Linked DNA regions of Homo sapiens: region 1 is linked to region 2. Evidence: read pairs that join two places in POLR2A ChIA-PET (ENCODE). Cell type or tissue: Panc1. All regions are shown on one strand. Links, peaks and the distances in the headings refer to the core of each region. The heading gives the core; the rest is flanking DNA.

The links. ChIA-PET counts read pairs that join two places held together with the same protein. Peaks named below come from ENCODE experiments on the same cell type or tissue, not always from the same donor. Only the 100,000 strongest peaks of a DNase experiment are listed, where the experiment ranks them.
Region 1: POLR2A ChIA-PET joins it to region 2 with 10 read pairs; 2 of 35 experiments call an interaction of 5 or more read pairs at or near these places.

What each region holds. Positions count from the first base shown.
Region 1 is chr2:237,179,716-237,185,548 of GRCh38, forward strand. No RefSeq gene overlaps it. Among named protein-coding and RNA genes, the nearest start is that of COPS8, 97 kb to the left of the region's middle. RefSeq lists an enhancer at 4,272-5,471. In Panc1, for the core only: no CTCF peak of the experiment used is centred there; no DNase peak of the experiment used is centred there; H3K27ac peaks cover 4,833 bases.
Region 2 is chr2:237,498,197-237,504,029 of GRCh38, forward strand. All of the region lies in intron 2 of MLPH (melanophilin), which reads left to right. Among named protein-coding and RNA genes, the nearest start is that of MIR6811, 9.8 kb to the right of the region's middle. In Panc1, for the core only: no CTCF peak of the experiment used is centred there; DNase peaks (open chromatin) are centred at 2,392, 2,825 and 4,449; H3K4me3 peaks cover 615 bases; H3K27ac peaks cover 3,402 bases.

The sequences.
Region 1 (5,833 bases), core at 442-5,441, 320 kb before region 2:
AATTGGCACACAAGCAACAGGGCCCCATGTCCAGGGTTGTGAGCAATGGAAGATGGAAAACTAGAAGGGGCCCAAGGAAGGAGAGGAGGCCTGTGCTCTCCGGGGAGGGCCCAACTAAGTGAGCTGTCAGGAAGACATGAACCACAGGCAGCCCCTAATCAGAGAGAAGGGCATGGGATCAGGGGGTGATCTCAAAACGTACCTAGGATTGTCAGAGGGGACACCACATCCTCAAGAAGAGGCAGAACCTTCGCAACTGGAGAACACCCTACTGCTTCTGAGACTAGGACAAGAGGCTGACTATGGGAGGAAGGAAGGAAGCCTGCTGGAGGCCGGGTGAACTGGGCCAAGTCAGTGGGGAAGCCTCCATGGATGGCTGAGGGACTGGTGTGTCATGGAAGCTTTGAAGGTGGGAACTTGCGGGCCAAGGCATATACATGAGGAAATCCAGTTTTAAGCCGTGAGGCGAAGGGAGGAGATGCTGGATTTGTGGGGACTATTTAATCTAATAGAGATTAGATAACTGGTCATATTAAAAGTTATAATAGATGTGTTCCTCAGTAGATGATAATGAAGGGTATATGTAACAGATTTTGCATCTCAAACTTTACAAGCCACTGAGAAAACCGAGAAAGACCCAACATAAACATGAAACCCAGCTGCCCGAGCCCGGGTCCTATTCCCTTTCCTGGGAGCCTCTTGGCCGCTGTCTCTTCCTGAGTTAATCTTACACAATATAGCAGTGTTCTTCAGTCTTGACTCGTGCATGAACTGTTCTCAAAGGAAAAATGCTTGCTGACTCCCAAAATGTATTAAATTACTTCCATTTTAATGTTATTTAAATATGCATTTATTATCATGTTATTTAAGCACATGAACATGTAAAAAAAAAGCATAGGTACAAATTCCTTATACTTAATGGCTCAAGTTCCTTTATAAAACCACATGGACAAAATTATGATTTGTGGAAAAATTGTGTGCCTCATTATGACTGACTTCTTCACCAATTCTCCCAGTTTCCCCATTTCACCTCTTACCCCGTTTGTATAAAGGGCTGGGACTTCATTTACCTCACTTGGAACAAATGTGTTACATGCACTGCTCTTATCTCATTAGTTTATAAGCAAAGTGAATGCAATTAATAAGATCATAGACACAATCTCAAACATGCACATAGGAAGCGTGTGACAGCGTCAGCATAAGGTGGTTATACACATGCTCCAGGAGATGCTTATGCTCATTTCGTTATGTTATCATCATCTCAGGTTTCACTAAGTAGGAAACTACCCCAAAAAACTTAGTGATTTAAAGCAACGCTTATTCATTAGCTCGTAATTCTGTGGATTGGCAATTCAAGCTGAGCACAGTTGGGCAGTTCTTCTACTAGACTTGCCATAGCCCTCTTAGGTGGCTGTGGTCACTGGATCCTAGATGGCCTCACTCATGTGTTTGGCAGTTGGCTGGGATGGCATAAGTCCAGCTTCTAGCTGACCAGCCCTACCTTCTTCCCATGGCTGCTGGGTTCCAAAGTCAGCAAGAGAAGACAAACCCTAAGGGGACAACCTTTCTCAAGCTACTGCTCATGCCATATTTGCTAGTGACTTATTGGCCAAAACAAGTGGTGTGACCAAGTTTAGCTTCCAGGGAGAAATAGACTCTGTCTCTCAATGGGAGAAAGAACAAAACTTTACAACCATATTATTTTTTTCAGTATGCCAAAGTTATAAAAGTAAAATCTTCAAATTAAAAAAAAATATTCAGGCTAGGCATGGTGGTTAGTGCCTGTAATCCCAGCACTTTGGGAGGCAGAGGCAGAAGGATTGCTTGAGGTCAGGAGTTCAAGACCATCCTGGACAATATAGCAAGACCTCTCTAAAAAAATAAAAAAAAAATGCACAAATAAAAATTTTTGTAGAACATTTACAGACTTCTGAAAACACTTTTTTGAACACCCTTCATAATGAATACTGAGGAAAAGGGGTCCTTATGCAAGGGACCCTCTTAGTGGAAAAGAATGAGCACTTGTTGTTATTGCTCTATGTGATGCTCCAAATAACACTTAGAGATTGGCAAGTGATCATTCAGATTAAGTAGCATTTGGACTCAAATGCTGCTGTGTAGCTCTTTGCTATGTGATATTAGAAAACATAAAAGCATAGGGGAAAGTTCTTAATTTCTGGGTTGTCACTAAAAGTCTTCAGAGACAGAGGGAGGGCCCCAAACATAGCAAGAGATCAGAGAGTTCAGATCACTGATGACTCACTGCTGAAGTCCTCCACAGCTTAGGGGAAGCCTTGGGAGTTAGGGAAGTCGCGGGTGAGAGCTGTGGGAGCAAACGAAGCTTTGATGTCATACAGGAGGATTGCATCTTTCTTGAGGTCAGGTCAGGGAAGCTACAATTGGATCATTCCTCAGGCCAAGGGCTGTGGGAAAAAAAAAATCTACAATCATTCCTGGAGTTAATAGGTTTTTAATCATGACTTTTTCCAAGAGAGAAAAAGCCCAAACCTTGGTGCTGCTTATACGAGAAACCCCCCGGTCCTGGACAGAGATGGTGAGTTGACTGCCAGCTCTGCCCACAGCAAATGCTAGGAAAACTTGTCTCCTCCACCTGGGGAAATGTGGCCACCCCACAGCCACTGGGTCTAGGCCAGATAAAGGTAGAGTATGAGAAGAACTGTGGCATGTGCTATTTATTTATCACTAAGCTCTCCCCAGCACAGAAGTGAAGTTTGAGTTATGTAAAAAAGTCTCCCAGTTTCTGGGAAATGATCTGCAACATCGCAGAACAAAACGTCCAGATCAAAACTCATAGGTTTATGGGTTCAGGGAGAACATGCTCCGAGGCCAGTCGTGTTGGGGATGTCCCCCTCTGCGTCATAATCATAGCCGCATGTGTGCAGCACAAGCAGCTGGAACGTCCAGGATGATCTACATGGGAACGACTGTGCCTCAGCAACATCCCTCAGCCCTACCAACCAGGCAGGGAAGTCTGGCATAGGAGAGAGGTTCACGTCATGGGACTGTGGGACTTCACAGTCCACTGTGGACACAGAAGAAGCAGCTACAGGGCATGTTAGTGAGCAAGTTTCCATGATGGGCAATGGAAACTCAGCCCCATGGGGAAGCTGTATGCAGCTGGCCTGAAGGGGCAAGGAGCCTGGGGACTGGACCACCACCTCCTACCCGCCATTGGCTTAGGGTGGCTTCCAGGGTGTTAACTCCCTGCATGAAGTCCTGGCCTGCCTCATGCCATGGATGGACATGCTTCTGGCTGACGACTCTCTGCAGGCGGAAGGTTGTGAGCCCCTGCAACAGAAGGCTGTCCGCGTGGAAGGGAACAGTGAGGGCTGAGGGAACAGAGGTGGGGGACTGACTGCTTCCGCCACATCCTGCCCAAGACCAGCAATGCCCCAGGTAGCGACTTTTCCGTCTTATTGCTTACTTAGGTTAGCTTGTTGGCTAGCTAGTGAGTTGTAAGTCACTGGAGTTTGGGGTCGTACCTGTAGAATAACCTAGCCTATTCTGACTGATCTCTGTGGAAATAAATTCAAATGGACAATCTCTCTGCCAGTGGGCACAAAAGAGCAAAAATTTTTTCTTGGTGGAGGTGAACAAAGTGGGTAGAAGTTTCACCTTGTGGGCAGGGACATCTACGATCCAGTGCTGAGAACGGCAGCACAGCATGGCGGCTACAAGTGTGGACTCAGGTTTGAATCCCGGCTCTCCACTTACTAGTGCTGTGTTCTTGTGAAGTCGGCTTCTGTCTCTAGGCTTTGATTTCCTCATCAGTAAAATGCAGGTGATACTAGTAGGTTCTGAAGGTCAATTAATATTTGAAAGCATTTAGAGTAGTGTCTTGTGATTAAATGCTTATTATCCAAACAAACAAAGACAGAAACTCTAAGAATGCACCGCTTCCCAAGAAGTCCAGAAATTTTGGACCCGGGTGTTTGTCCAGCCCTTAGGAAAAACTTCAGGAGAAACCTGTGTGAGCTGACAGACATTTCCCTGATTTCCCTTACAGTACACGACCTTTCCCCCTTGGCAATCTAACCAAGAGGCCAAATAATATCTAAAGAAATAAACCAGTAAGTATAACTTGACTGGTTCTCCACAGTTTCGGGTGCAAGCACCATCCCCCAGCCACTTCTCAGTGTGCACTGAGCCCATCTGCTGCCAATGACACAGAGTTAATAGCCTCCAAAGAAGTCCATCCCATTCTCCTCACAACCTTCCACCTCCTTTCCCCCAAATTCTCCAACTTCCCCACCTGTGTGTTCAGGGATCCCGGAGTAATCACGTGGTCCTGTCCTTGTGAACACAGCAGTAGGGTCAGTTGGAATCAAAGGTTTCCATCTCCACTTGGGTCCAGGCCTTAATTTTCAGGGAAGGGTTTCTGAATGGTTTTTTTCCCCTCAAATATGAGAAAAGTAAATAGAGTTTTGTAGGATGTCTCTGTCTCTTTTGCACATCATTTTGCTGTTTCTAAGAAGAGGTTACCTCCCATCTATGCCTCTCCTTTGCTGTGTATAGGGTTTTTTGGGGCCGGGAGTTCAGTTCCTCTGACCAGTTATGGAGGCTCTGCATGCTCTCAGCTCGGTCCAGGCTCTGGAGATGCGCTGCTGTGGACCATGCGTCTCTCCGCCCTTGCCGAGGTTAAGGTCAACATTCTTAAGTATACTGAGATATACAGTAAAGGCCTAATGTGAGTCACCTCTGATTCCCTCACTCTTAGTCACGAAGGGAGTGGAAAGAGGAGGCCCTCACTGAATGCAGTAAGTGGCCACCACTGGTACACTTGGTAGCTCCTCCAGTTAGCATACAGCTAAATTATTTACACAGGAGACAAAACTTTTTACCAAACCTAACTCAAAGAGGAAACTGAATTGCCTAACTCAAAGAGGAAAAGGGGCAATGACATTTAAACAAAATTATACTCATTGACTGGGAACAGACTTTCTTTTTCTGAGACCAGGTTTTGATAAGGCAGAAGCAAGGAGGGAGAGGACATGAAACCCTCAGCTACGGAAGGGTGTGGCACCCGCGGTGTAGATGAGAGAGCGGCACAGATCACTTGGGACGTGGAGTCATTATTGAACATGCCAGAGAAAAACTCCCACCATTATCGATTTGTTTTGGGGCTATTCGGCAAGGATAAACAACTTCCTATCAAACACTTCCCATCTGCTCCAGTTCCTTTGTTCCAGAAGAGATTGTACCAACACGTGGATTAGCTCTTCTTCTTGGGAGTATTCAAACTGAGGAAATGAAGAGAAAAAAAATTAAAAGATATCCTTGCTTCAGGTCAGGAAATAAATTGGCCACTCCTCAAGAATGCAGCCTGATGCTCAGCCTAGCAGTGAGCAGGGCTTCAGTTCCATCTTCCACATTTGAGATCCGTCTGGAATGTAGGGAAGGAGAAGGACTATGGATTTGAAAAGGGAGTTACACGGGTTAATTTGGGGGGTGTTCAGCCTTCCTTCTTAGGAGCTGAACTTGGATGTCTGCTTTTAAAATTTTGTTATCCAAGTGGAATTTAACCAAATATTCCAGAGTAGTACTTTGTATTTTCATATATCCTAGAAAAGTCTATAAAGACAAGAGAGCACCGGATAGCACACCTGTAGCCGCAGATCTCAAAGCTGACTGCATCCGGAGCACAGATTTGAGGCTCTGATGTCAGACGGACTGGGGTTTTCATGCAAACGCTGACACTTTCAGATGTGTTATCTTTAACCAGTTGTGTAAGTTTCCTGAGATTTTATTTTTTTCATCTGCAAACGGAGGTGGTAACTATGTCCTCCCCAAAGAGTAATTTTTGAAATTTATC
Region 2 (5,833 bases), core at 607-5,606:
GGGGTTGATTTGCTTAAGAGCGGATTCACTTAATGCACCAATTATCAAACCAAAGAAAATGCATTTCTTTTAACAGTCTTAAAATTAGCAGATGTGTGTCAGATGGATTCCTGCTCAGTATTTCTCTCCAGATGTGAGCATCAATCACGTTGAAGGACGCTGGGCAGGGTCTGGAGGTGACGCCTGCGCCTTTTCCCACAGCGTCAGAACAACACAACTTTGATTTCTCCTCTGTCAAAGCAGGGACAAACAAGCTGGTCCAGATCCCTGATATGCTGGAGGAAGGAGGGCATGTGACCCTGAGACCCCCATGAGCAGCATCCTGTCCCCAAGCCACGGAAGCTCCTGCTCCCTTGGCCAGGCCTGCCCCTCCCTCCAAGCTGTGCTGTGGACATTCGGTGACGCACACGCCTGACAAGGCTCTCCTTGCTGGCCCTTAGGAGGGATCGGTGAGAAGGAAGGGGAAGCCAGCACGTCTTGATCTAGCCCAGGCAGGCATAATCTCTCTCTCAAGTCATCTGTGCCACTAGGGATTTGGGAATGGGCTGTTTGCTATATAGAGTGGGAGGGCTGTTCCTGCCTCCCACGAGGACACAGTGCTGTGCACCATAGAATCGAAAACTTGAAGATGTACAAAATTAGGATGTTAGCACCACTGGCATCAGATAGGCATTTTAGGATAGATTTGACTTAACACCCATGTCCTATCCCAGGAGCTGCCCGATCAGCAGCCCCTTCTCAGCCTTTGTCCCTCCTGACCCTCTGCTTGTCCTGGGTGTAACTTTCCCCACACTCTCTTGACTTTACTCTGTGGTTAGTTTGAAGCCTCCTCTTTTTCCCGCTGGCCCATTATTGGAATAAATTGCCAATGACAGATCTTCCCGGAGGGTTTCGTCCATATGCTTTCATGGATGGATCTTTTAAATGGTCAAAGAACAGATAAATCCTGTGTGATTTAAACTGCTTCACGGCAGAGTGTTCACTAGCCTCGCCCTGACACCTCATATTGATGAAGATAAAGAAAAATATATACATAGCCCTGTTAAATCATCATATAAATAGACCTAAGGCTGCACTGTCCAGGACAGAAGTTACTAGCCACTAGTGGCTATTAAAATTAATTATAATTAAATAAAATAAAATTATAATTAAATAAAATTTAGCTCTTCAGTCTTATTAGTCACATTGCAGGTTTTTGATGGCCACATGTGGTTAGTGGCCACCATATCAGATCTTTGCAGAGGCCCATTTGGACTAAGGTAGCAAAAGTCTTAAAAGTATGCTCACCTGTTGAGCCAGCAGGTCCTCTGCTGGAAGTCATCATAAGGAGAGAATCAGACAAGGGTTACAGGAGAGAAGAACTAGAAAGACCCTAATGTCCAAATGTTCAGGCTTTGGTTAAATACCAAATTTAACAACGGATTTAACAATAGGTTGCTCAGCACCCAATGAAAATAATGATAGAAATAAATTGACATTAATAGTTCACAAGACATTGTCCAGTAGAAAAAGCAAGTTGTGAAAATGTAATTTTATCCCATTTTACTTTTTTTTTGTTTGTTTTGTGAGACAGGGTCTTGCTCTGTTACCCAGGCTGGAGTGCAGTGGCGTGATCATGGCTCACTGCAGCCTCGACCTCCCAGGCTCAAGTAACCCTCCCACCTCAGTCTCCTGAGAAGCTGAGACTACAGGCATGCATCACCACACCTAGCTAATTTTTTAAATTTTTTGTAGAGATGGGGTCTCTCTATGTTGTCCAGGCTTGTCTTGAACTCCTGGGCTCAAGTGATCTTCCCACTTCAACCTCTCAAAGTGCTGGGATTACAGATGTGAGCCACTACACTTAGCCAGATTTTACTTTTTTAAAAAAATACGTAGAAAAATCCAATAATGGTAGCAGAAGCTCAGCACTCATTGAGCCCTCTCTGGATGTGGCTCTACGTCGTGTGTTGGAGTCTAGTCCCTTCTCTGTCTCCTTTGCTGGAACTTCTTGGACTCTTTAAATATTCCCTTTCGCAGGGTCGAGGGCCCTGGCCTCAACTCTCTTCTCTGCTCTGTGTCACTCACTTCTCCAGTGACCTTGTCCAGCCCCAAGGTTTTAAATGAGTTCTAGACCAGCACTGCCTGATGGAACTTTCTACAGTGATGGAAATGTTCGTATCTGCATGACCCATGTGGCAGCCACTAGCCACCCAAGGCTATGGAGCACCAGAAGTGTGGCTAATGCAACTGGGGAAAAAAAGTTTTAATCGTATTCAATTTTAATTAATTTAAACGTAAATAGCTGCATGTGCCCTAGCAGCTAGGAGCTACTACAGCAGCTAGACAACACATCTAAACAATGAGTCCCAAGTTTACACCCACATCAGAGACACATCCTCTGAACTCTGACTTTTGTAGGCAAAGGCTTGCACGACACTGCGGCCAAAGTGTTCCACTGACATCTCTGTCCCAGCATGTCCAAAACAGAAGTTGTGATTTCTCCTCCACCTCCAAGCACCCCATCCCCATCTTGGATGCAGGCTGTTGCCAAAGTTAAGTTCCCAGGACTCATGGCTGTCTCTGCTCCTTCCCTCTCACCCCACACCCCACACTCAGCCAGTCCCGTGGCTCAACCAATACAGCCACTGCTCACCGCCCTCAATGCCAGCCTCAGGTCACGCCACACTGTCTTTCTTGTGGACACCACAGGAATCCACCCCACACACACACTTACTCTTCTCTCCCTCCACCCTCACCGTCTTGTTGTCCATTCTCCCCACATCCCCCAGACTCATGCCTTAAAAATGTGGATCAGGTCATCCCCCGGCTCATAACCCCCACAGAGCTTCCATCACATTTACGATGAAATTCGCCCTCCTCACCCCTGCTCACCGTGGGACCTCACTCCCTCCTCCATTTCCTCCTTAGCGCTTCTCCAATGCCCAGTGAGTCATTTCCTTGTTAGTGTCTTATCCCTGCCGGCATCTAAGCCCCATGAGGGTTCTGCTGCTTTGGCGCTGTGTCACCAGCCCCCAGCACAGTACTGACCATGGAACGACTCCACAGCTCTCTGGGCTCACATTGGATGATGACCTCTTTCAGCTTCATCTCTATTGTCTCCTTTAACCCTCAGACACCCCTGTGATGTGGTTACTTTTACTGGCCCCATGCACAAGTGAGAAACTGAGTCTGGGGCGGGTTACCCAGCTGTGATGAATATCTGGTAAATGTTTACTTTTAGCATTCGCGGGTCTATCTGCAGTGAGTGAGAGCTTGCTGTGTATTGGTGTATTGTCTCGTATTATTGTTCCTCTCATCTCCTATTTCCCCCATAAATATATATTACATCTAAAATAATTCACTCTAGGCCAGGTACAGTGGCTCACACCTGTAATCCCAGCACTTTGAGAGGCCGAAGAGGGTGGATCACCTGAGGTCAAGAGTTCGAGGCCAGCCTGGCTAACATAGTGAAACCACGTCTCTACTAAAAAAAAAAAAAAAAAAAAAAAAATACAAAAAAATTAGCCAGGCATGGTGGCAGGTGCCTGTAATCCCAGCTACTCAGGAGGCTGAGGCAAGAAAATTGCTTGAACCTGGGAGGCGGAGGTTGCATGAGCTGAGATCGCGCCACTGCACTCCTCAAAAAATAATAATAATAATAAATAAAATAATTAGATCTAATTCCTTAAATATCTAATGTGTGTTAAAACTTTTCCGCTCATCTCCAAATAATGTCCAGACCTTACACTTGCTTGCTGTATCTTTTAAGTCTCTTTGAATCTGTAAGATCTCTTTTCAGCTCTGTTTTTTTAATTTGAAGCTTATGTGTAGAAGAAAGCTAGCTGTTTACTTTTGTGGAATTTTTCACAGTCTGGAGTTAGCTGAGGATATCCTCGTGATGTTTGCACCAAAGTTCCATTGTCCCTGTTTTCCTGTAATCTGGTGGTGAGTTCCATAGAAGTGGTCCTCAGAGTGCTCTCATCTTGAGTGTTTTAGATTCATTCATATCACTTGGGTATTAAGAAGGTTTTAAGTACAGAAAAGATTATCACATGTTATTATTTTTTAATGTTCTACAAATACAAAGTAGGGCCAAAGTAAACCTTCTTGAAGGGAACATTGGTTAATAGTCACAGCTTTTAACTCCTTCTGTCCCCAGAAGAGCCCAGAACTTCTTAGGCACCCATCCCTGTCCTGGACCCAAGGGACCTGGGGCTGTGCACAAAAGGAGCAGGCCTCCTCCTGGGCACCCTGGAGCTTGCATTGGTGCTGATTTGTGTCTTGCTTTGTATCATGCTTGTGTCAAGTTCTCCCAGTAACTGCTTTCTGCATTTGTTAGGGTAGCCCCTCAGCTGTGGTTATGGTAGAAATTAATGGATATTCTCCAAACCCAGGAAGAACTAGGAGACCATGCATAGCCGGACTTGGGTGACTCATGCCCTGGGGGAAAGGCTGAAGCCCAAACGGAACACCCTGTTTTAAAGGACACAGCCTACAAATCAAATATTAGGACTGCCAACCTGCCCTGGAAAGGCAAATAGGTGGTGACGTGGATTTGTGATCTCTGCAAACAGAGGAGGTTCAGAGAGAATCTGTGAAGGGTCTCCTAGTATGAGACACGGGCAAACCGTGGCTTGCTTTAAAAAAAATTTTTTTTTGACCAGGCTCGGTGACTGATGCCTGTAACCCTAGCACTTTGGGAGGCCGAGGCAGGTGGTTCACCTGAGGTCAGGAGTTCGAGACCAGCCTGGTCAGCATGGCGAAACCCCATCTCTACTAAAAATACAAAAATTAGCCAGCCATGATGGCAGGCGCCTGTTGTCTCAGCTACTCAGGAGGCTGAGGCAGGAGAATCGCTTGAACCCGGGGGGCAAAGGTTGCAGTCAGCCAAGATCACACCACTTCAGTCCAGCCTGGGCAGCAGAGCGAAATTCCATCTCAAAAATAAATACATAAATAAATAATAAAAATCCATTTTTTTGATCATAAGGAATTTGAAATCACCCTTAGCCGGACTAGTTGGAATCACGGACACAGGCAACTCTAGAGATGAAAAAAATAGGGGCTAAAACAGGGACTCCGCTGCCAAGGCAGGGCCTGGAGGGGAACATTGGTCTGAGATGTTTTAGGAGATACTCTGAGGCTCCGTCTCTCAGCGCCTGCCGTTCTCACATCACCACTCACTTCCTCTTCATCTTTTTTATCGTCATCTTGGTCTTCCCCTTTAGAGGATCTCCAGGAACTTGAGTGAGTTTCCAGCTCCCTCGTGGTAATTCCCGACACGCGTTCCCAGGATGAGGAGCCTGGGTCCCCGGTGCTGCTCCTCAGCAATGCTGCCGTCTTTCCGTCCTCTGCCAGCCGTTAGCCCTGACGTGAGGTTTACTTTGGTTGCCACGCTTTCAGTCATTTGGCCCCTGGATCCTGTGACTCACTGGATCTTTTGTGCTCCAGTCCCCAACTCAGGGTCACCCTCAGGAATCATTTCTCCATTACCTGGGGTCTGTCCTCAGGCTGTTTTCTCAGGCATGGCATGGAGTGTGGATTTTGTCTTTGAGGATCTGTTCCACTTGCCTGGGAGTACAATCTGACCTCACACGCTTTCCCCTACAGGCTGTGGGGATGCTTACCGGTGGTAAGCAGAATAATCCCCCCCAAAAAGATGTCTACTTCCCAACCCCAAGAACCTCTGAATTCGTGAGGCTATACAGAAATGGGATTATGCATTTTAGGCTGCCCACCTGCTGGCCTGGACCTGGGAGATGATCCCGGGTTCCCTGGGCGGGCCTAATATCATCACAGGGGCCTTAGAAGCAGAAGGGATGGCTGGTTTTGAAGATGGAGAAAGGGGCCA